Regions from separate parts of the Homo sapiens genome. Here region 1 is linked to region 2. A link is an interaction called in ENCODE POLR2A ChIA-PET data of the cell type or tissue named here. Cell type or tissue: PC-3. All regions are shown on one strand. Links, peaks and the distances in the headings refer to the core of each region. The heading gives the core; the rest is flanking DNA. Region 1 overlaps EML1 (EMAP like 1). Region 2 has its middle 40 kb from the start of EML1.

The links. Peaks named below come from ENCODE experiments on the same cell type or tissue, not always from the same donor. Only the 100,000 strongest peaks of a DNase experiment are listed, where the experiment ranks them.
Region 1: POLR2A ChIA-PET joins it to region 2 with 7 read pairs; 2 of 35 experiments call an interaction of 5 or more read pairs at or near these places.

What each region holds. Positions count from the first base shown.
Region 1 is chr14:99,808,949-99,820,403 of GRCh38, forward strand. The region is part of intron 1 of EML1 (EMAP like 1); the gene reads left to right. Among named protein-coding and RNA genes, the nearest start is that of EML1, 21 kb to the left of the region's middle. In PC-3, for the core only: no CTCF peak of the experiment used is centred there; no DNase peak of the experiment used is centred there.
Region 2 is chr14:99,747,710-99,759,164 of GRCh38, forward strand. It overlaps a transcript of EML1 not described here. Among named protein-coding and RNA genes, the nearest start is that of EML1, 40 kb to the right of the region's middle. RefSeq lists enhancers at 1,816-2,348, 3,840-4,461, 4,462-5,082, 7,567-8,187, 8,188-8,807. In PC-3, for the core only: a CTCF peak has its summit at 5,668; DNase peaks (open chromatin) are centred at 4,612 and 5,172; H3K4me3 peaks cover 332 bases; H3K27ac peaks cover 1,446 bases.

The sequences.
Region 1 (11,455 bases), core at 3,263-8,262, 62 kb after region 2:
CTGATGGGTGCTGAGTAACTTAGCCAAGGCCAAATAGTTCAGTGAGGACCACATCTCGATCCTAGGTCTCCCGAAAAAAACCCCAGGTTTCTTTGAACTATACCAAGTGGCTTTCTATTTGTTGTCTTCATGTTAGCATCCGTGTTGACCTGGTAATCTATACCTTTATAAAAAGAGAAAATACGCTATAGATAATTGAATTTTTGCAAATTTTGTTATTTTTTTCCCTGCACCTTGAAAATTGTTATGCCCTGCTTTAAGAAACCCCGACATTCTGTAACATTTTCTGAACATTTTCAATTCCCCTATCTGCTTAAATATCATATTTATCAAACTTTGACCTTGTTCTTCAGGCCACATTGTAGGTAAAGTGGCTTGTTTTTTATTTTATTTATTTATTTATTTAATTCCTCTTCTCCCTCAAAGCACAATCTGCTGTATGTTAAAGGGGCGGGGAAGCTGCTGACTTTGCAGTAGCGCATACTTACTCACGCAATTTTCCATTCTGGCTGAAGTAAGGGATGAGACAGCATGCCCAGAAGCTGTGTCCAGCACTTGGACAGGCGCCCTGGTCGGCACCCTGGGAACCTCGGCCGTGCACTGCCAGCTTTCTGGGTCCATCCCAGCCCTGGGTGTATGGCAGATGCCTTGAGATTTAACAGCCCTTGAGTCAGGCCTGCAACGTCTTATCTGCGATTTCAACATCCAGAAAGCTGTGAAACCCAGATGTTTTTTGGTAACTTGTTTGCTAGTTGGATTTGGCCTGATCTGAAATCATTTGATGGGTGGGGAGAACTCCTCTGAATTGAAACATGTGGCTTTTAATCGTTTGTGTTCATTTCTTTTAGTGTGAAAGTTCTGCTTTTCTGTAGAGGTATTTTTGAATGTGACTATGGGTCTTGTCCTAGGCCCTTCTGGGATATTGGCTAATGTATGGTGTATGCCCTGGACTTCCGTTTTAAAGTCTGAATCTGAGTTCAAAAACATTTCAGGCCCCAGGGATTTGAGGAAGGGTTTCCAGACCAGTATAACCAGACAGCCGAGCCGGCCCTGTACCGCGTCTGGTTCCTGGGTGGTTCCTGCTGCAATGCGGCCCAGTCAGGGCACTGCTGCTGACTTGTATCTGCGGACACTCCCCAGTGTTTGAGTGATGTTTACGTGGAAGCCTGGCGTGTAGGAAGCTGGCGCCCCTGGGGGAACTGCAAGGCCATTTTACAGCATTCACCTGTCACCGTGTCCTTCAGAACCAGCCAGATGCTACAGAGCCAGGCTGTACCAGAGTCCAGGCCCATGAAAACAAAGTTCAGGGAGACTCTGTTGACTTTGCTAAATTCATGGGTTCCTTCCTTCCTTCATTTCTTTGTTCAACAGGAATTTATGTATCTGCCATAAGAAGACCTGTGCTTGGCTTGTGAAAAGTAGCAGTGACACTTCACATGAGTGTAACATCTGCGGTTTATGGTTTTGTTGCAGTGTTTCATTTCGTCCTCGCAACCATTCAGTGGACCAGCTGGTGTTGGCCCTTTTCATAGATGAGGAAACTGAGGGCTAAATAGCTTCTCCACATCTGCAGATTCCAATCCTCGTGGCTTTTCCTGTTCTGCGGCTTTCATAGGCCCTCTGCATTATTTGTTAAGACTCAGCTATTTTCTAACCCCAACCCACTTGAAGCAGTGGCTTTTTCAGATACCCGGGACAAATCACGTGACCTTGTGGCTCAGTTTTCTATGCCATAAAGTGGGATTCCTTCCTAATCCTTGCAACTCTTAAGTGAAATAATCTATGTGACTGCTTTGTGAATTGTGAAACTCAATCTGGTGACTATAGTTAATAATAACATATTACATGTTTCAAAATTGCTAAAGGAGTGGATCTTAAATGTTCTCAGCACAAAAAAATGATACATATGTGATGTGATGGGTATGTTAATTAGCTTGATGTAATCATCCACATACATATACATGTATCAAAGCATTGCATTGTACCCCCTAAATATATACAATTATTGTCAGTTAAAGAAAAAACTCTGATCACATGGTAAAGTATTTCTGATTCTTCTTCCTCTTTTCCTACATCCAGATATGTCTGTCTGGGATCCCATATGGTGGTTCTCCCCGTCTCTTATGATGTTCACCTCATACACGGTTGACCCTTGAACAACGCAGGGGTTAGGGGGTGCTGAGCCCTAGCACAGTTAAAAATTCATGTATAATAGGGGTTTTTTTTTTGTTTTTTTGGGTTTTTGTTTTTTGAAACAGGGTCTCGCTCTATCACCCAGGCTAGAGTGCAGTGGTTGATCACAGCTCACTGCAGCCTTGACTCACTGGGCTCAAGTGATCCACCCACGTCGGCCTCCCAAAGTTCTGGGATTACAGGTTCGAGCCACTGTGCCTTGTGTTGAGTGTAACATTTGACTCCTCAAAGTCTTAACTACTAACAGCTTACTATTGACCGGAACCTTACCAATAATACAAGCAGTCGATTAACACATATTTTGTATGTTATATGTATTGTATACTGTATTCTTACAATACAGTGAGCTAGGGAAAGGAAAATGTTACTAAGAAAATCAAGCCGAGTTGGGTGGCTCATGCCTGTAATCCCAACACTTTGGGTGGCCAAGGCGGGAGGATCACTTGACCCTAGGAGTTTTAGATCAGCCTGGGCAACACGATAAAACCCTGTCTCTACCAAAAAAAAAAAAAAAAAAAAATTAGCCAGGCTTTGTGGCACGAACCTATAGTCCCAGCTACTTAAGAGGCTGGGGTGGAGGATTGCTTGAAACTGGAAGGTTGAGGCTGCAGTGAGCCAAGATCACATCCCTGCACTCCAGACTAGGCAACAGGAATGAGACTATGTCTCAAAAAGAGAGAGAGAGAGAGAAAGGAAGGAAAGAAAGAAAATAAAGAAAAATCATAAGGAAGAGAAAATACATGTACTATTCATAAGTGGCAGTGGATCATCACAAAGGTCTTCAACCTCATTGTCTTCACATTGAATAGGCTGAGGAGGAGGAAGGGTTGGTCTTGCTGTCTCAGAGGTGGCACAGGTGGCAGAAAATTCCTGTGTAAGTGGATCTGCGCAGTTGAAACCCACAGTGTTCAAGAGTCACCCGTACTTATTTCTCTACTCTCCTGTCTGACATCTCAAGAGCTAAGCCCCCTTGGTATTCATTCATCTTTGAGAACTCTGCATTGCCTAGTTTAATAGGTGAACAGTACGTGTGTGTTGGAGTTTGTACAGTGGGGAGATGTATTGCTGGTAATTCAGGGGGTTAGGGTTGCTGATGCAGTCAGGGAGGCCTGACTGTGCATGCCCAGCCCCTTCATCACCAGGCGCCATGTGGGTGCCCAACCAAAGACATTCATGAGGCTGTCTCTCTGTGATAACGAAACAGCTGGACATACACTGAGAAAGGAAGTCAGCCAAATGAATATTTTCTAACCTAACTCTAAAAAGGTAGATGCCAGGCAGCATCCAGGTGACGATGCTTTTTTGAGGCTGACATAGTGGTACACAGCATTGAGGTGCTGTCAGATCTCTTCCCTGCCGTCCACCTCCCAGTGACCATTCCTCGGCTGCACAATGCGCCTCCCCACATGCATTGTCCCACGGCCCTCCCTGTACAATCGGCTCTTCACTTTGCCTGGCTCAGAGGTGTCTTCCATACCAAAGAGGCTCAGAGTGTCAGGATTTAGGGGAGGTTGGAAGCAGGTGGGGTAGGGAGGGGAGTCAGCCTTCCTCCTCTGCAGGGTTGCAGAAAGTTTCAGGGGTCAAGGAAATAATAAACACCTTTGAATAGAGGCTCAGAATTGTTTGTTTGGAGTTCCCAGTGACTAGTATCTCAGCTGCCAACAGCTTTGGTGCAATTTACTTTTCTTTAGCTGAACATTCTTACGTGGTTTTAAAAGCAAGTAAACAGATAAAGTGTTTCTAAGTGTAATAATTCTCTTTCCTGATGCATAGCTAACAAGCAGTGAGCAGGCAGAGGGGCCCTAAACCAAAGGCTCTCTCATTTACTCTGTAAAAAATCTGTTCCACACTGCGTAACCTCCACATCCTTCTCCTAAGGCTGAATAAATTGGGTGCCACCCTTTGAAATGTAGTACTCTGTTTGGCCCAGGAACCGTAGTTAGCCGTCTTTCTTGAGGAAAGCTGATTAATCTTGTTTTGCCAAGCAGAAGGATTATGGGTATGGCTGAACCAGTTTTGTACGCTTTGAAATATCAGCCCTGTCAATTTTGTGTTTCTCAGTGAGGGAGGAACAGGGGACGGTCTCACGCAAGAGAAATCCTGGCTTTTGATTTAAGGAAAAAACCCCCAGCCACTTAGCTTTTTTTCTTTTTAATCATTATCTTCAAGACAAAAATTCAAATACCCTAACATGTACAATTATATAGTGTTTTTGTTGTAGAAAATATCATTTGGTAGATTATCAAGACTGACAAAAATAACTATCTTTACCTATTAAAAACGATTGAGATGGCCAGGTGTGGTGGCTCACGCCTGTAATCCCAGCACTGTGGGAGGCCGAGGCAGAAGGATTGCCTGAGCCCAGGAGTTTGAGACCAGCCTAGGTCGCATAGTGAGACCCGGTCTCTATAAAAATTTAGCCAGTTGTGGTGGCGTGTGCCTGTAGTCCCAGTTACTTGGGAGGCTGAGGTGGGAGGATCGCTTGAGCCTGGGAAGATAGTTGCTGCAGTGAGCTACAATCATGCCACAGCTCTCCAGCCTGGGAGGCAGAGCAAGACTCTGTCTTAAAAAAAAAATTTTTTTTTAACTATAGAGATGGAGGAGGACTGGCTATTTTGCAGATCATTATACCAATCCTAATCAATAGCTAGTTATCAACAATTTCATCAACTCAATTGGAATTGAGACTTGAGTTTAGACAAGCTGAATATTTATTTTTATGCTCCAGAAAACCTGACCCAAGAATCCCTTTTACATCTGCCAGGAGGTTGCTGGTGCCTGGGTCAGCTGCCCGGAGCACACTGTGCCTGCGTGGAGACCTTTCTTAGCAGACGAAGGCCAGCAGCATCAGAGCAGTGCAAATTGCAAGCCCAAGATCTAAAACAGATGATGAAGAGCTATGTATTTGTCACTGTATCCTTCCACGGTGTTTTATGCTATTGTAACTTCAAGAGTTGACACAGTTCTTTCCCCAACACTAAAACATGAAAGGGTCAGGTAGAGCTGTTGCCATTTTCATGGAAACCTAGAGTTGTAAAGGACCTCGGAAGATTCAGGACTAGATTTCATCTTAAAAGAGACATTGAAAACCAGTAACTCAAAAGGAAGGTCAAAGGAACTTATTTTATTTTTATTTAAATTTTTTTAGGGACCAGATCTCGCTTTGTCACTCAGGCTGGAGTGCAGTTTCTTGGCATGATCCTGGCTCACTATAATCTCGAACTCCTGGGCTCAAGCAATCCTCACAAGTAGCTAGACTACAAATGTGCCCCACCAAGTCCAGATAATTTTTTTTCTAAATTTTGTAGTGCTGGGATCTTGCTGTGTTGCCCAGACCAGTCTCAAACTCCTGGTCTCAAGTGCTCTTCCTGCCTTGGCCTGCCGAAGTGCTGAGGTTACAGACATGAGCCACTGTGCCTGGCTGGAAAGTATTTTATTGTAAAGCATTTTAAAATTAATAGGTCATGAAACTATAAAACAAAGAATAGATTGCATAATGGATTGTGTGAAAATACAAGTTAAAGCTATTTTACAGAGCAGTTAGAGGCTTGTCTCATACCTCATCTGAGGCTCCAGTGAATCCCACCCCAAATGGACCAGTTAGCATGCAGCCAATAAGACATCTTCCTGGGCCACAGACAGGTCCTCTTGTGCAGGACAGCTGTCATGCACATGGGGCTCAATGGATGTTATTCTTACAGCGACCTCGTGCCAAGCACTATGCTAGCATATATGCTCTTCATTTATTGCAGTAATCCTTGGAGGGTAGGTTGGATTACCTTGGATTTACAGATAGAACAGCTGAGCTCAGAGAGGGAAATGGAATTACTCAGGGTCACACAGCTAGGGAGGGGCAGAGCCAGTATTCAGCCTGGTTTGTGTGATTCCAGAACCTTCCTGTGGAGCCCATACTCGTGGCTTGAGCATTGCCTAGTCATTTTGATATCTGCGAGCTTGAGTTTCCCCTTATGCTAAAACTGGGATCTGTGAGGCTTGGCTTTTTTTTTTTTTTTTTTTTGAGACAGAGTCTCGCTCTGTCGCCCAGGCTGGAGTGCAGTGGCGCGATCTCGGCTCACTGCAAGCTCCACCTCCCGGGTTCACACTTTTCTCCTGCCTCAGCCTTCCAAGTAGCTGGGACTACAGGCACCTGCCACCACTCCCGGCTAATTTTTTGTATTTTTAATAGAGACGGGGTTTCACTGTGTTAGCCAGGATGGTCTCGATCTCCTGACCTTGTGATCTGCTCGCCTCGGCTTCCCAAAGTGCCAAGATTACAGGTGTGAGCCACTGCGCCCTGCTGAGGCTTGGCTTCTAAGAACTGCACACCTTCTAATAGTATAATGATATGCCCCCTTGTTGTGTCATGACTAACATTGATTTATTTTAGAGAAAATTGTAATTGATCTATTTTTCTTCTGCAAACAATGGTTTCTTTTTGACTTTGTTAAAATGAAGATGAATAGCTTTTTATTTTAGAGAGCCAAATTGTAGCAGCTCTTTGTAAATACTTTCTGCATTCTAGAAAAACAACTTTGATTGGATGGCAGAACTGGAGATTAGTAGAATTAGGAAAATTTCTGAGTTACTCTTTGTTGGGTTTTTGTGAGCTAAGGGGATTTTTAGGGTGTTTGTGATGTTTCTTTATGACTTGAAAGGTAAATTGCGTCGGTGACATCAGCCTTGATTCTGTCGTAGAGATGCTTACGAGATGAGCATCTTGTGTCATGCTCAGAGGTAAAGGGCGGCTCCTGGAAGATAGAAATCTGACAGGGGTAAGAATCTGACAGGGGTAAGAATGTGGAGATTCTTGTGAAGCAAGCACTTCAGTTACGGCAGCTGCTGTTGTTCAGAGCACAGATGTTTGCACATTGTTTTACTTTCTAGTCACTGGCTTTCATCAATGGAATCCTTCCTTTTGGAGGATTATTATTGATGTCAAATGTTGTCAGATGAAACTCAAGGCATGGCCTGGGGTACCTCTGTGGTCAGAGAGATCCGACTAGACGTACTTTCACTCATATTTGACTTTATTATTTTTTTTAGACGGAGTCTCACTCTGTCGCCCAGGCTGCAGTGCAGTGACATGATCTTGGCTCACTGCAACCTCCACCTCCTGGGCTCAAGCGATTCTCCTGGCTCAGCCTCCTGAGTAGCTGGGACTACAAACGCCCACTACCATGTCCGACTAATTTTGTATTTTTAGTAGAGATGGGGTTTCACCATGTTGGTAAGGCTGGTCTTGATCTCCTAACCTCAGGTGATTGGCCTGCCTTGGCCTCCCAAAGTTATGGGATTATAGGCGTGAGCCACCGCACCCAGCCCATGTTTGATTTGATTCCCACAACCACAGTCTGTCTGTAGGCAGATAGGCCTCGTGCTACAGATAAGGACATCAGGAGCTTAGAGGCTGGATGGATGCTTCACTCAGCTCGCCTGGTGACAGTGGGATTCCTGGTCCATAGGTCTTCTTCTGACCCACATTGCTTCTTAGTTTGGTCCAACTTTGAAAGTTGCATGTTTCATTTGAAATGAAGAAGGCCTAAGCCAGAATGGTACAGCTGTCACATCCAAGTGTAAGATCCATTTCTAACTGCCAGAGGCATGGCAGATGCCTCAGAGAAGGGAGGAGTCCATTTGGATGGAGCTGTGTGTGGCTGACATCTTCCTACTCCATGTCCTTCACTTTGGCACGTAGGTTAGCAGTTCTCAAGCTTTTTGGTCTGTCTTGCGTTTAAATGGCTGTTCTCCCAGGCTTGATTTTGTAACACCGTGCTTTGATTCCTTGAGAACATTGATTCTCTGAGTTATGCAGACCTTCCAAATGTGACATATTTCATTATACAATATCAAAAAAGCACATGGGTTAATATCAACCCCCAATGTCATCAAAACAGCATGTAGGTGTTGGGGAGCTGTCAGGCTTACAGAGGCTGGTACAAGTTTTCCAAAGTTCTTTCTTTTTTTTCTGGAAAGCTCAAATTTATCCTTGGCAGCAAATGCTGTTGTTTTTCCTGGAGTGACGGGCTTACTACATTCATTTTTTTGAGAAAATGATTATAGAACACTCAGGTGTGAAGAACCCTGGTTTGTCCATCAGTTGTTCTTTCAAGTGAAAATGATGTTCCCTCAGAAGAAGCTCACAGCTTGACTGCACAGTGCTCAGTTTGGCTGGTGTGCAGCAAAAGTGCTTCATAAAGAGACCTGTACTCAAGGGTTGAGCTTTAATAAAATTAATATTGTTTACAGCGTCATCAAAGGCCTTTGTATATGAACTTGGCATCTTTCTTGTAGGTGGCAGTGAAGAAGAGCACAGCGACGTGGTGCCTGTCCCGGCTGGTGCTGAGGCAGCCCAGGTGCCGCCACCATGGCTCCCGCAGCATTAGTGCAGGTGTCACACAACGACAAAGGAAATTAGAGCTTGGCATTGTTAAGGACGTAATTCTGACCTCAGGGACTTCCTGAAGGGGTCTCAGGGACTCAGGGGTCTGTGGACCACACTTTTAGAACTGCTGCTGTTGAGTATTGGAAAGTTCCCCATTCGGCACATTCCTTGAGGGCCGACTCTGTGCCAGGTGTTGTGCTAGGTGCTGGGGATACTCAGATGAACGGCACAGTCCCTGACTGCAAGGAGCTCACGGTCTAATGGAGAAGGGGGTCAAGTAAACAGATGCTTGCAAAACCTTCTCGTAAGTGCCATGATCACAGTAAGCAGAAGGGATGCTCTGCTAGAGTGTAGGTGGAGCCCCCAGCCCAGCTTGGTATTCTGGTGGTGGTGATAAGGGGTGTTTCCTGGAGGAAGTATCACTGAGCTGAGTTTGGAAGGGTAGAAGTAGAAGTAAAGCCAGTTAAAGAAGATGGGGGAGGTGTTCCATGAAGATAGAGTGGCTCGGGAAAAGGCTTGGAAGCAGGCGAAAGTGTGCAGTGTTCAAGAAACCACAAATAGTTCAGTAGGGCTGCAGTACAAGAGTTGGGGGTGGGGGCTCAGGGATAAGAGGGGGCCAAAGAAGTATCTGGAGGCCAGATCCCAAAGACAATGGAGATCCACTACAGGAGTTTAGCAGGGATGTGAGGTGATCAAATCTGCACTTTGGAAGGATCACTCAGACATAAAGAAGAGGAATGGGATGCGGAGTGATGAGAGTGATGGATAAACCAGTTGAGGTTGTTGCCGGAGTCCAGAAAACACCACTTAGGCCCAAACCAAGGAGGTGACAATGGAGGTGAATGTGTGGATATTTAGAAGATATTTAATGTCCTATATCTGCAGATATTCGAATAGGCAGGATTTGATGATTGATTCAATGTAGAGGGCAAAAAATATGGAATCAGTCAAAGATACACCAAGATTTGTAGATTGATGGCTGCACGGTGGTGCTTTCATAGAGGTGAGGGGTGTGGGAAGAGGATTAGAGGCAAGATGACCATGCGAACTTCATGTATCATATTCACACACACGTGTGCATCACTCTATCTTCAGGCAGAAGTGTCCAGAAGGAGTCAGAGCTGGAGCTTGAGAGGGTTCTGGCCTTGAGGTGTCAGCTGAGGAGTCATCAGTGTAGGTCGTGGTTGAGGGCCCCCTTGTTGATGAGATCACCCAGAAGGAGAGTGTGGACTTGCCGACTATAGTCACAGGGCTCAAGTCAGGAGAGAAGTCAAAGCAAGCCACGGGTTTTAGGAGGAGGGAAACCTGAGGCCTGGATCGTCCTGGTCCTTCACGTCTGCAGAGGAGAGCAGAGAAGAATTTTAAATTATTAACTCCTCAACTAAACTACATATCGTCAGAACATGCTTTTCAAATTAATTTAATTGTTGATTTTATTTAGTTTTTTAGAGACAGGGTCTCGCTCTGTCACCCACGCTTCAGTATAGTGGTGCAATCATAGTTTACTGCAGCCTTGAGAAACTCCTGAGCTCAAGTGATCCTCAGCCTCCTGAGTGGCTGGGACTGTAGGCATGCACCACCCTGCTTGGCTAAGTTTTTTAAAAAGTTGTTTTAGAGACAGGGTCTTGCTATGTTGCCCAGATTGGTCTTTGAACTCTTGGCCTCAAGTCATCCTTTCACCTTGGCCTCCCAAGGTGTGGGGACTACAGGCATGAGCCACTGCGCCTGGCCAGAACATGCTTTTAAATGTAACATACTAAACATGATATTTTATGAGAATACAGCCTATATAATATACGATTTTGTTCCTGAGCTCACACAGACTTTAGGTCTGTAAAGGATGGTAAAAATACCAATTACAGTTTATATTTCCTTTTCCCACCAGAACATTTTTATTTTAAAAGTAGGGTGGTTTTTCCTTCCCATCTATGGTTTCATAGTTCTCGGAAATGTTAACCCTTCTTTCTCTATACGAATAAGGTGTCCTGGTAATTTTGCAAGTGATGATTTCCATTATGGTGGGTGGCCACGACGGAAATGATGTTAGAAGTGCCAGCGTGCACGTGAAGTTTAGACAAGATCTGTTCCTTGGCCCTGCGGTGACGGGAAGAGGGGAGATGGAGGTGTTCACTCTCGTCTTAGAGCTTGGTGTCAGGAAGCTCTGTCTGGAGGTTTCCCTCCGTGGTGGGAGGGGTGAAGCAGACATGGGAGGGGGAAAAGGCGGGTCTGCAACAGGAGCCCAGCCTCTCGCACCGAGCATCCCTCAGTGAAGCGCCCAGGCCCACACCACGCAGCCAGCCTCACTGGGCTGGGGGAGGGCTCACGATTACTTTCTGTTTCTCTGCGTTTGAAAATCTTGTGTAATGTGCTTCTGCACTTTTAAAATCAAGAGGAATAAAATAATAACCAAATAAAATGACTCTTAGCCCTGAGCTTGTGACACACAGGCAATTTGCTTATCACCTAGGCCACCAATTAATAGTACTTCCCTATAACTCAGGGCCTGGGGGGTTCCAATGGAAGAGCTGAGCATGTCTGGAGGATGTTCCTGTCTGATACCAGCCATCCTAACTTCCAGAATATAGGCAACTTGGCAGCAAGAGTTTTAAGGTTATTATCAACCTGGTATGTGGTTGTGGAAGTTGATATATCTTTACATATTTTTACTTAAAGCTTTTTAGCTCTACCTATACATGGGAGCAGGGGCTAACACAGTATTTTGTTTTATTGATATATTTTTCGTTTTGTGGTTACTGAAAGTGAATTGTATGGCACGTTGCTCTCACTTGTAATCAGTGACGGTGTAGCCTAAGAAACCTGGTCACTCAACTGCATTGCTCAGCGGAGAGGAAGCTTCTGTACGTCTTGGACCTTACTATT
Region 2 (11,455 bases), core at 2,633-7,632:
TCTCTGCAGGGGCTCGGAGTAAGGACACCTGCCAGTCACTGGGAGGCCTGAGTGGAAGCCACCAAGCCCACCCCTGGCCACACGGGGACTTGGTGCTGCCCCAGGGGTCCCGCTGCAGGGTCAGCAATGCACGGGAAGGGGCCTCATCTCACCTTAGACACTTGGAAAGCCACCCCCTCCTGGACTTTCTTCCTTTTCTTTCCATCTTGAAACACTGAGCTGGTTGAGAGAGGGTAAAGACTTGGCAATGACCGAAAACCAGGGATGAGGTGCCCTAAAGAGGTTCCCTTAGGGCCGACAGCTGTGACATCCATGAGATCATGCGTGCCTGGGTGCCTGGGAGGAGCCCCACTCACTGCCAAGGCGGAATTCGCCCGGGATGCCCGGGCAGGAGGTGTGGCTGCAGCCAGGATTCCCGGGGCCCTGCAGGGTCTGTCAGGTGACCCTAGCTAAGAGCCTGTCACAGGGATGGCATCGCTGCTCTGGGAAAGCCCCTGCCCGCAGCCCCAGGACAGCCCCTGCCCGCAGCCCCAGGCCTGCCCACTCAGAGCATGTGGGGTCCTGGGATCCGGAGCTTGCCCCGAGGCTGCGGGAATATGTGGGGTGAGTGGTACTCACGTTTCTCCCCGGTTTCTGGGAGGAAAAGGGAGGGGCCAGCGATGCTCAAGGCTGCAGCTTTATAGAAAGTGTCCTGGGTTCCAATCCTGGCTTTGTTATCTTTTTTTTTTTGTCTCAGTGACACCTTTGTTGAGATGTATTATATAATTCACACATTTAGACCCAGCGCAGTGACTCACACCTGCAATCCCAGCACTTTGGGAGGCCAAGGCAGGAGGATCCCTTGAGTCCAGGAGTTCAAGACCAGCCTGTGCAACAAGTTCAAGGCTGTAGTGAGTCATGATCGCTCCACTGCACTCCAGCCTGGGCAACAGAGCGAGACCCTGTCTCAAAAAAAAGAAAGAAACTAAAAATAAATAAATCACACATTTAAAAGTATATATCCAGTGGTTGTTAGTATATTCAGAGTTGTGCAACCATCACCACAATCAAATTTAGAACACTTCCGTCGTCCACGGAAAAATCCAATACCCATTAGTAGCGACCCCTTCTAGCTTCCTCCCCACAGCCCTTGGCAAACACTCGTCCACTTTGTTTCTGTAGATTTGCGTATTCTGCATTTTTCATATGAGTGGAATCCTGTAACACGTGGCCTTTTGTGCCTGGATTCTCTCGCTTAGGAAACATTTTTGGGTTCATTCGTGTTGGAGCCTGTATCCATCTTCATTCATTCCTATTGCCGATTAATACCCCAGCATATGGATATACCATGTTTCACTCGTCTGTTCACCAGTGGACGGGCATTTGGGTTATTTCCACGCTTTGGCCATGATGAGTAACGCTGCTATGAACACTCGTGTACCAGTTTCTGTGTGAACATCTGTTTTCATTTCCCCTGGGTGCACACCGGGAAGCGGGATCGCCGGATCATACGGTGACTCTATGTTGAGCATTTTGAGGAACCGCCAGGCTGTTTCCAGCGGTGGCTGCGCCATTTTCCCTTCCCACCTGCGGGGCATGCTGGCTCTGACTCCTCACATCTTCACCGGCACCTGTTACTGTCTTCTCGCCCCCCCAGCCATCCTAGTGGTGTGAAGTGGTATCTCACTGAGGTTTTCATTTGCATTTCCCTAGTGTCCAATGGTGCTGAGCATTTTTTCACGTGCTTATTGGGCACCACCTCTTGGCTTTGCCACCTTAAGTCTCGGTTTTCATATCTGTAAAATGGGGACAATGACAGCACCTGCCTCACAGACTGTGATGAGGGCTCAGTGAGATAATGTCAGGGTCCTGGGACATTTGCTGCTTGAAGCTGCAGGCTGGGGTTAGGGTCCTTCCTCTGAAAGCTGGTATGAGGGAGGGACATGGAGAAAGCTGGAAGCCTGGAGGTTTCTGTGAGCCCCAAACCCATGTAGACAGGGACAAACATCAGTAGCGAGGGAGCTGACTTACCAGCCCAGCCCTGGGTGATTTCTGCTGGAGCTCTGATGCTCTGCTGTTCTGCGGCAGGCCGAGTGACCCCGACATGTCTACACAGCCCCAGTGAAATGCAGATGGCACACGTTCAATGCAGACAGGCTCAGCCCATCACATGGGCTTCTAATTTTTCTCATGGGGAATTATTGGGCCTCTGCCCCTTGGCTGCTCCCCGATGGGGTGACATCGTGCTCCTTGGACTTGCTGTGACCGGCTTTGCCAAGCTTGTGTCTGTCAGTGGAGAGCTCTGGAAGGCAGCCAGGAGTGTCCTCCCGCGAGGTTGGCTCTTTCTGCCCCTTATCAGGGAACTTCTGGTGGAGGTGCCGATGGTCAGGCCGATTGTGTGGCCGTCACCTGAGCCTGGAGCCAGGCGGGAGGTAAGGGAGTACCACCAGCCTGTCACGGGTGGAAAACAAATCCATCTCTAACAGCAGGCTCACTAGGTTGCCCCGGAGGGAACAATTCACGTTCCATGCTGGAATCCCGTGGGAGAAGAGCGGAGAGGCTCCCCTGGTGGCCCCCGGATGTTCAGTTGAGTCTGCAGTCTGGGAAAAGCAGGTCAGATGCGATGAGGACTCCAGGCTCCAGGGAGAGGTGCTGGCAGCACATGGGGGCAGGTGGGGGTCCCAGGCTGTTTCTGGGCCCTGCTGCTATGTCCTCACCCAGCTGGGGCCACAGTAGAAAGTCAGGGAGGGGAGCATGACTGAGGAATCAGACAGATTGCTTTGGCATTCAAGCTCGCCACCAAGTGCTGTGTGATCTTTGCAAGTCAGATAACCTCTCTGGGCCTTTGTATCCTTGTGTGCAAAACAAAGCTGATGACACCTTATAGGGTGCTTGCTACACATGAACTATCACCCGTATTCAAGGGCACAGTGGGGGGATCAGGGTGGGCTTTCATTTTAGGTCGAGTCCCCTGAAAAGCAGAGCTTCTATTCCATGGATGTGGCCTCCTAAGACAGTCACTCAGGAGAAAGCTGTGAAGGAGGGAGGAAGGCAGGATGGGTTCTAGGTGGAGTCCAGCTTGATTTTGTTCATAGTCACCTCCACCACCCCGAGTCTAACCCGATCGCCCCTCAGTTCAGGGCTTCGACCTCTGCCCTTGAAGGAAGCATCCATGGAAGGCTGGGGTGGCCTGGGGGAGAGGTCTCCCTGCTCAGAAGCCAGAGCCTGGCTCAGAGACGATGCTCCACAGGCATTAGCTCCCTCGCCTTCCACCTCCAGGCCTCGGTTTCCCCCCCTGTGAAATGAACTGGCTGGAGCAAATGTTTTTAAAGACCTTCCAGTGTAGTAATAGCCTCTTTTCTTAAAAAAGAAAATTAAAAGAAACTACCCAAGCAATCATTCCCTTAGCCACCCATCACATCCCAAGCACCTACTGCTAGCCAGGCCACTGCTGGGTCCTGGGGTACAGAGGACAGTCTGCCCCTCACCTGCCTCCAGGAGCTCACAGCAGATGGACAAGCAGACGGACAATGAGAGCCCCGTGTGCCATGTACTGTGACCTGAGAACCACAGGGGGGTGGGCAGGGCAGCCTTCCTGGAGGAGTAGCCCTGAGTCAGGTCTTGAGGCACAAGTGGGAGGTAACAAGGGGCCACTGCATGGAGGGTCCTGGGTGACCCAGCACGGAAGCAGAGGCAGCAGCAGCTGCTGAATGGTCAATCAGCCATTCGACTAACATTTACTGATCAGCTGCAGACAAAGATGACAGTATGATTCCCGTCCTTGGGGGCAGACTCTTGGAGCAGGGGAGGTGTCATGCAGAAAACGGACAAGATAAATACAAAGCCCATAGTGTGTGTGATGGTAAGGAGGGTGCTAAGGATGGGGTATCGTGAATCAGGGACGGGGTGTCAGAACAGGGCTATGGAGAGAGGCCTGGATACTCGAGAAGGACCTCAGGGATGTGAAAGACCGGGCCATGGAGCTTCTGAGAAAAGGGTGTTCCTGGCAGAAGAGGCAGCTGGTGCAAAGGCCCTGAGTTGAGAGTGTCTGGTCTTTTCAAGGAAGAGCAGCAAGGTCAGTTTGGGCAGAGTGAACCCCAGAACCGGGGCGGAAGACGAGCTTAGACAGGAGGGGTTGGGAAGACCCACAGGGGTCTATCTGCAGTCTGAAAAGGATATTGGTATTGACCCTGGGTGAGAAGGGAGCCAGGGAGGGTTTTGGGCAGAGGAGTGACAGGACCTCACATCCGTTTTACGGGCACGTGGCAGCAGGAGGGAATGTTCATTCTCAGCGAGTCTGAGCATCAGAAGATAAGAGGAGGCAAACCCAAGGCCGTTTTGCCAGCCCTTGCTGGAGGCATCCATCACAGCGCCCCAGATGCCGTTACTCCAGAGACACCGTTAATCGCCCCACCGCGCAGGGCTGATGTTTAATATGCCATCAGCTGGCTTTCTTGGTTCAAACACACTGAGAGCTCCCAGTTCTTTGCCTCGAGACAGCACCAGCAGCATAGCCCCCAGAGAAGCATTTCCCTTCTTATGTACCCAGGAGGACACTCGAAATTCCAAGTCCTTGTCCCTAGATTCCCCCAAGGCAAGGTCTGGAAATGATGACACACACCCACAGTCCTACACACATAAACACACTCTCAGACACACTCATCACCAACGCCAGGGTCGCCGGGCGGAATGCAGGACGTCCAGCTGAATTTGAATTTCAGATAAACAACAACTGTTTTGTGGAAGTGGAAGCATGTCCCAAATATTGCTCCTTCTTGGCAGCTAAGGAATCTCCCCTGAATTGCCCCTACACCCCAGCACCTCCAGGCCAGCAGAAAGTGTCCTGGTCCCCTGGGTGCAGGAAGGCTGTGCCCAAGGAGCCAGCTGCCTGCTGAGGTGCCCCCTGGGGAGAGGGTGCTGTCCCAGGGAAGCAGTGCCTGCCTTGGGGCTTGGGACTCAGCTGCCGCCACGGGGCCTCCAGACCCTGACCCTTGGTAGCTGGTAAACCACAGCTTTCAGGGGCCAATGGTCTTCCTGTGTGGCTTCCCAGCCCCCTTTAAGGAAGTGATTTATGGCTCTGAGAAAACAGGGTCAGTCGGGAGGAAGCACAGGGGGCCTGGTTTCCTTTAGAAAATACACATTAAAAAATACACAGTTTTAAACAGCAGGTTTTTTTTTAATGATGAAACCTGAATAAGGAAACAAACGCTACACTGTATGAATCAGGAAAGAACTATCCCAGGAAGCTGGAAGGCAGGGCGTGCAATGAAAGAACGAGGCCTCTGACTTGAGGCAGCCCTGGCTTTTATTCCCCGCCCTGGCATCTATGGGCAAGTGGCTGCACCTGGCCCAGCCTCAGTTTCCCTCAGGATAGCCATAAGAGGGAAGCAGCGAAGCCGGCACAGTGGGCAGGACACATGTGGAGGGGTCTTGCAAAGACACCTGAGGTTGATGCCTCATCCCGCAGGGAAGCAGCCGCAGCCCCCACCCCCCTACCCGCACCCCCCGCCCCCCCGCCGCCCCCCCACCCCCCACTGCCCCCGCACCTGCTTTCCGAGGGGCATTTCATCTCCACCCAGTGGCCATGGTTGGCGCTTCAGCTAACAAGACACTTCAGGGGGAAGTCCTCATTGCAATTAAGTCCGAACCTCCTGGCCTGGTAATGCTGGCCCTCCCTGGGGGGTCAAGCGGATCCCTGTGGGCCCCTCCGGCCTCCCTGCCCAGGACCCGCCCTCACCTCCACAGCCCAGGCAGATGGATTCTCCACACACTGCTCAGTGTTTCTCACCTGGTGCCTGTCAGCACCCATCTCCCTTCCTGGAACACCTTGTGGTCCCCAGCAAAGCCCTCCTTCACTCCCTCTACTCCCTCCCTGGCAGGGAGGGGCCTCCTCTGTATGGTGACAGCCAGTAAGTAGCCTCCATCGCTCGTGAGGTCCGTGTCTGCGTCTGCCTGATAGACGGTGAGCGTCTGAGGGCAGGGTCGGTGTCTGAGTCATCTCTACCCCAGCCCTGGCACATAGTAGGTGCTCAGTGGGGGTCTTGCTATTTCTCTGTTGCTGCTTGTTGCCATTCTTCCTTTAGAAAGTGCTTAGGGAAAATTGCTGTCTGCAAGGCTGCTTACAAAAACCATCCTGTTTTCTCTTCCCCACAACCGCATCAGCTAGGTGGTATTATCATCCCCAGTGTACGGACCAGGAGATGGAGGCTCAGAGTGGATCATCACACAGCTACTCCATGGAGGCAGAGGCTCCACTGCTAGGCTGCCAGGTGGCAAAGCCAGAGGGCTTTCCAACAAGGGCCCCCCACCCCAGGTCTGTGTCTAAGACCCTCATTGGCTCTGCTGCTGCATCACTGGCAGCTCCTGGATAAATCCTTCCCCTCTCTGGGACTCAGTTTCCTGATCTGTGAAATGGGGGAAGCTGCAGTTGCTGATCTCTAAAGTGGCTCAACCCTGGGTTGCGAGGACACAGACGTTGCTGGCCTTTGTTGGACCCCTGGCATCCCTGGAGTGCCAGCCTTCTGAAGATGTTTATCTGTCCCAGCACTAAGCTGCTTCTTGTGACATCATCTTAATCCTGTCTCAGGCGGTGACATCACCAGCTTGGCGGGGTCGGCCAGGGCAAGGAGGGGGCCCCATCTCCCAGCCTGGCATGCCACCTCCCCTGCCCCCTGCCTCCCCCCACGGTGGCACGCATGGCGTTTGAAGCTATGGGAGTCCTCTGGGGGTGCAAAGGGCTCCACCAGACCTCTGGGTGGGGCCGTGACTCCCAGACCAGCCTGCCTGGCTCCCTGTGTGGGAGGAGTAGGTTACAGACGGACCTCCCAGGACCCACTTTGGTGGTCTTGAATTTTGGTTCTCTGCTTTCAACTTCTGTTTGACTCAACTGTACAGCTGGAGATAGAGGCGTGGGCAGGCAGGGTTTGCATGCATCAACTCACTTCTTCCGAGTTTTGTTTTGAGGACAAATGAGTCAGCTTGGCACCCCGGCACAGGGCAGAGAGCACTGGCAAAGCCCTCTACCAGCTGCGTTATCTCAGCACGTCTCTCAGCCTCGCCAAGCCTCAGTTTCCTCACCTATAACGTGGGATGAGGACTATGGAGCCCACGCAGTGCTGGAGAAACTTCTCCAGGTCATGCCTGTGAAGCTTGGCCTGAGAGAGGGGCTCAGAGGAGCTGTTGCCTCCCCCGCCCCATGATCCGGAGACAGCAGGCACCTGCCTCTCGTGTCCATGCAGCATTACAGGAGGGGACAGGTGGCCGTGAGGAAAAGCTGTAAACCTAACCAGCTGTAATCCCGCTAATGGTTTATCTTCTTTTCATGAGAAGGAGGCCCAGCATCCTACACGGGGCAGGGAACAACAGGCCTTTGTGTTCTTTTGGGAAATGGGATGGAGCTCAGAAGAAAAGTCAGGCGTTGGTGCCTTATCTTTCCTGGCAAAGCTGGGGCCTCTGGGCCCAATCCCTGCTGGCAACCAAAGGGTGGCATGAATAATGGAAAGGCTGGCATGCAGCTTCCAGGCACCCAGCCGGTGACAGGAGCTGAAGGAGATGGACCGTGGAGGACAGGCAGCCTCCAGCAGCCTTGGGGGCCTGGAGGCCCCGGGGAGCCTGGGGCTGCCGGAGGGGCCTGAGAGGCGCTATGCTGATGCTGCCAGAGAGTCAGGGGTCTCTGTGTCAGCGTCACTTTGAAGCTTATATCTCAGGTCCCACACGCTGTGTGTCCTTGGGCAAGTCACTTGATCTCTCTCAGCCCTCCTCTTCTTGCTGTGACATCCTCATCTGGTGGTTGTGGCGGCTCCAGAAGAGAGGCTTCCAAGTGCCTAGTGCACAGTGGGTGCTTAGTGGTGCCAGCTGTGGAGGGGAGAGCTGGGGGCAAAGGAGCAGCTAAAGATGTTGGTTCCTGTCCCGGCTGTGGACTGGCTGTGTGGCGCTGGACCAGCCTCTTTCCCATTCCGTGGTCACTTGCCCTCCTGGGGAACAGGGTGCCTCTCTGGATCCCCAAGTCTGCAGAACCCCAATTCTAATTCACACAGATGCTGACTGCTGGCTCCATGCCAACCCCCGCAAGGGGCAGGGTGGGGAAACTGTGTTGTGTGCATGGTAGGTGTGCGGGGACCAAGCGGGAGCTGCAAGAGGAAGTGTGGCCTGAGGAGGCAGGGGGCAGGAGCCTGGCCCTGGACCCACCCTGGAGCAGGTCCCTGGCCCAGGGTAGCACAGGGCTACTTCACAGGCGAGGAACCCGAGGCTTAGATAAGCTCAAGGAACCCGCCCAGGGTCCCCTGCCGGCAAGTGGCAGAGTGTAGCTCCCATGGCCACACGTGTGGCCCACAGCCCCTCGCCTAGCCAGGATGGCTCCGCAAGAGGACAACATCTCACCCCAGGATGGCTTTCAGGGAAATGCAGCCAAGAAGGGGAGTTGTGCTGGGTGGGGTCACCAGGGTGCCCAGAAGCCAGCTCTCCAAGGTCAGCAAGTGCTGGGCCCCAGAGAAGGACCCCAGGAGGCGACTGCAGGTGGCACATCTGATGGCATCAGGGTTGGGGGCACTGACCAATGCCAGTCCCTTCCGACTTAAGGGGGTTTGGTGGTGGGGGCAGGGTCAGGCAGCATGACCCATACTGGTCATCGGGTGGCAGCCCTGGCTCTGCCCTGCTGATGTAGCAAGGCGGGAGGCAGAGGCTGACCAGCAAGGCCACTCCGGCCTATTGCTGTGAGTCACCGCCTGGCTCAAGGCCCAGGCAAAGGCCGCGGGAGGCCTCTGTCTGGGGTTCCCACAGTGAATGGCTCATCGGTTCCTTGGTGTTCCTGGTGGGCTTTGGGGAAACCTTTACTTCAGATAACAGAGTGAGTAGGTAGATGGTTTGGAGCCATATGACAGTCTAAGCCTATACCTAAAGAATGGTGGGGTCATCGACCCAATTTCTAGCACCTAAAACCTTTGGCCCAGTGGTTCTCAAACGCTGGTGGGCACTGCAGTCGCCTGGAGGTGGGGAGGTGTTTGTTAAAAAATTACACCTTCCCGAGCCCCCACACCTGTGGAATCTGAATCTTGGGGCTCTGGTGTGATTCCCGTGCCCCCAGCGTTTGAAGTTCAGTGTGTCAGGCACCCTCAGACACATTCACAAAGACTCTCAACCCCCCTCTCACGTCCCCTTTCCTGTGTTCCCAGCCTCACACATCCGCACGCGGCCCGCACTCTCACAGGGCGCGTATACACTCATCTGCATGGACTCACATCCACAAGGATGCGCGTGCTCCTGTGCCCACAATGACACGCAGTTCTACACACACATCCCCAGGACCGGCGGCACAATTTGCAGGGCCAAGTGCAAAACGAACATATGGAGCTGCTGTTTAACAATCATTAAGGCTGGGCATGGCGGCTCACGCCTGTCATCCAAGCACTTTGCGAGGCCGAGGCGGGAGGATCACCTAAGGTCGGCAGTTCGAGTCCAGCCTGACCAATGTGGAGAAACCGCATCTCTACTAAAAATACAAAATTAGCTGGGTGTGGTGGTGCATGCCTGTCGTCGCAGCTACTCGGGAGGCTGAGACAGGAGAATCACTTGAACCCGGGAGGTGGAGGTTGCAGTGAGCGAAGATCGCGCCATTGCACTCCAGCCTGGGCGACAGAGCACGACTCCATTTCAAAAAAAAAAAAAAAAGAATTGTTAAAAATTTCAAGACTGTGGCAGCAGAGCCCCCAGTGACAGCACAGGTTGTGTGGCAACAAAACTGGCCTTGCATACAGTCGCGCATACCGCTTGTGCACATCTAGGAGCCTCGTGGATAAACATGCCACACGGCACAGACACCCACGCATGTACACTCATGTGCACACACAGCAAGGCTTCAACCTAACTTTTTATTGGGATGAGGAAGCGTGCTGGTTAGCGTTTAATAAGCAAAAGCAAAGTTGAGTCATATGTGTGTTGCTTGAAAGCAAGAAACGCCAGATGGAGCATTAAATGAATCACTGTCTTGGGTTTCATGAGTAACATTTTAATTGGGTTGTGACTAGTTTGGGAAAACTTTTAAGCTCCCCTCCACCTCAAATCCAAATTAAATCAGCAATTATTTAATGCTCCCAATGCCATGAAGCTCCCTGAATAAAATGTGAGCTTTAAAAAACAGGTTTCAAGAATACGCTTCTCTGCCAAACAAATTACAATGCACGAGGCAGCTCTTTCTTCCTAGAAACAAGGAGGGGAGGAAACTTGCATTTATTGAGCACCTACTATGAGCCAGCCCCTGTGTTCAGGGATGAGCACACATAATCTATGCACTAAGATTCCTAAATGCTGAGCATGGTGCCTGGCATATGGCAGGTGTTTGGTAAACAGTAGCTTATTACTGTATTTCATCCGAACCCAGGGTCTCACTGACTGTAAGACATACATTATTTTCTGGACCATAGAGAAAGAAAAGAACACTGACACTGAAATCCTGATGCCAGCCAAGACACGCTGGGAAAACATGCTGTCTCAGAGGTGCTTACACATGAACACTGTGTTCGAGAGTCAACGGAAGCCAGATCATAAAAGAAATTACCTCCCCAGTTCACAGACAGGAAAGACTGAGGGCCAGGAGGACAACCTGCCAGGGGGCTCTTTGGCTCTTGAGATGATGTCATCAGAGGCTGAGGAGGGCTTTTTCTGGAGTTCTGCCAACATGAAGCATACAGAGTTCCACCCACCATGTATGGGGATTGCTTTGTGGGGGAGGAGACCTGCCTCAGTACCCCGGGAAATGTTGCTGATGCACCCTGATTTGTGCAGCCTGGGGGTTCAGGGCAGAGGTTTCAGTCTTTGGATCTCCCCACATTTGACCAAAGGCAGGCACAGTTGGGATCATTCTCTTCAAAGCAAGTTTTAGAGATTAGTAGTCATTTTGAGAGCCCCAGGCCTGCCCAGAGTCAGTCCTCGCCCTAGTCACGCCCTCATGCAGTGATTCATTAGGCGAAGAAACTGGCCTTGGAAGGCAATGAGCTCATGAATATGCACAGCGGGTCCTCATAAATTATGCATTCCATACGGAGGCTTCTGGGGAGAGGCTGAGGAGCACCGAGTCGCTCAGCCCTGCAACAGAAGGCTTGCTCACAAGGACTTTCTGTAAAGTGCATATTCCTGCCCTCCTGCCCTGTCCATCACAATGAACTTGTGGGCAGCACTCTAGTTCTGATAAAACATCGGACTCTGGGTTTGCAAAGAAATTGGAGTTTACTTAGCTGTGACTTTGCTGATGGCCATGCTGGCAGGTCTAGAGGGGCTGTCAGGGTCAGAGTGGGCCTGCACATGACTTGCTTCACGCCCATAGATGTGCAAAGCCGTCTGACCTTACGGAGGCCCCAGCAGTTGAAAAGCTGCTGCCCAGATGAGTGATTTACATGTTCCTCCAAATCAGAGGGTGCTGAGGTGTAGTGGCCTGAGAGTCATGGAGCAAACACTGGGCTGGTAGTCAGGGTGGGACCTGGTT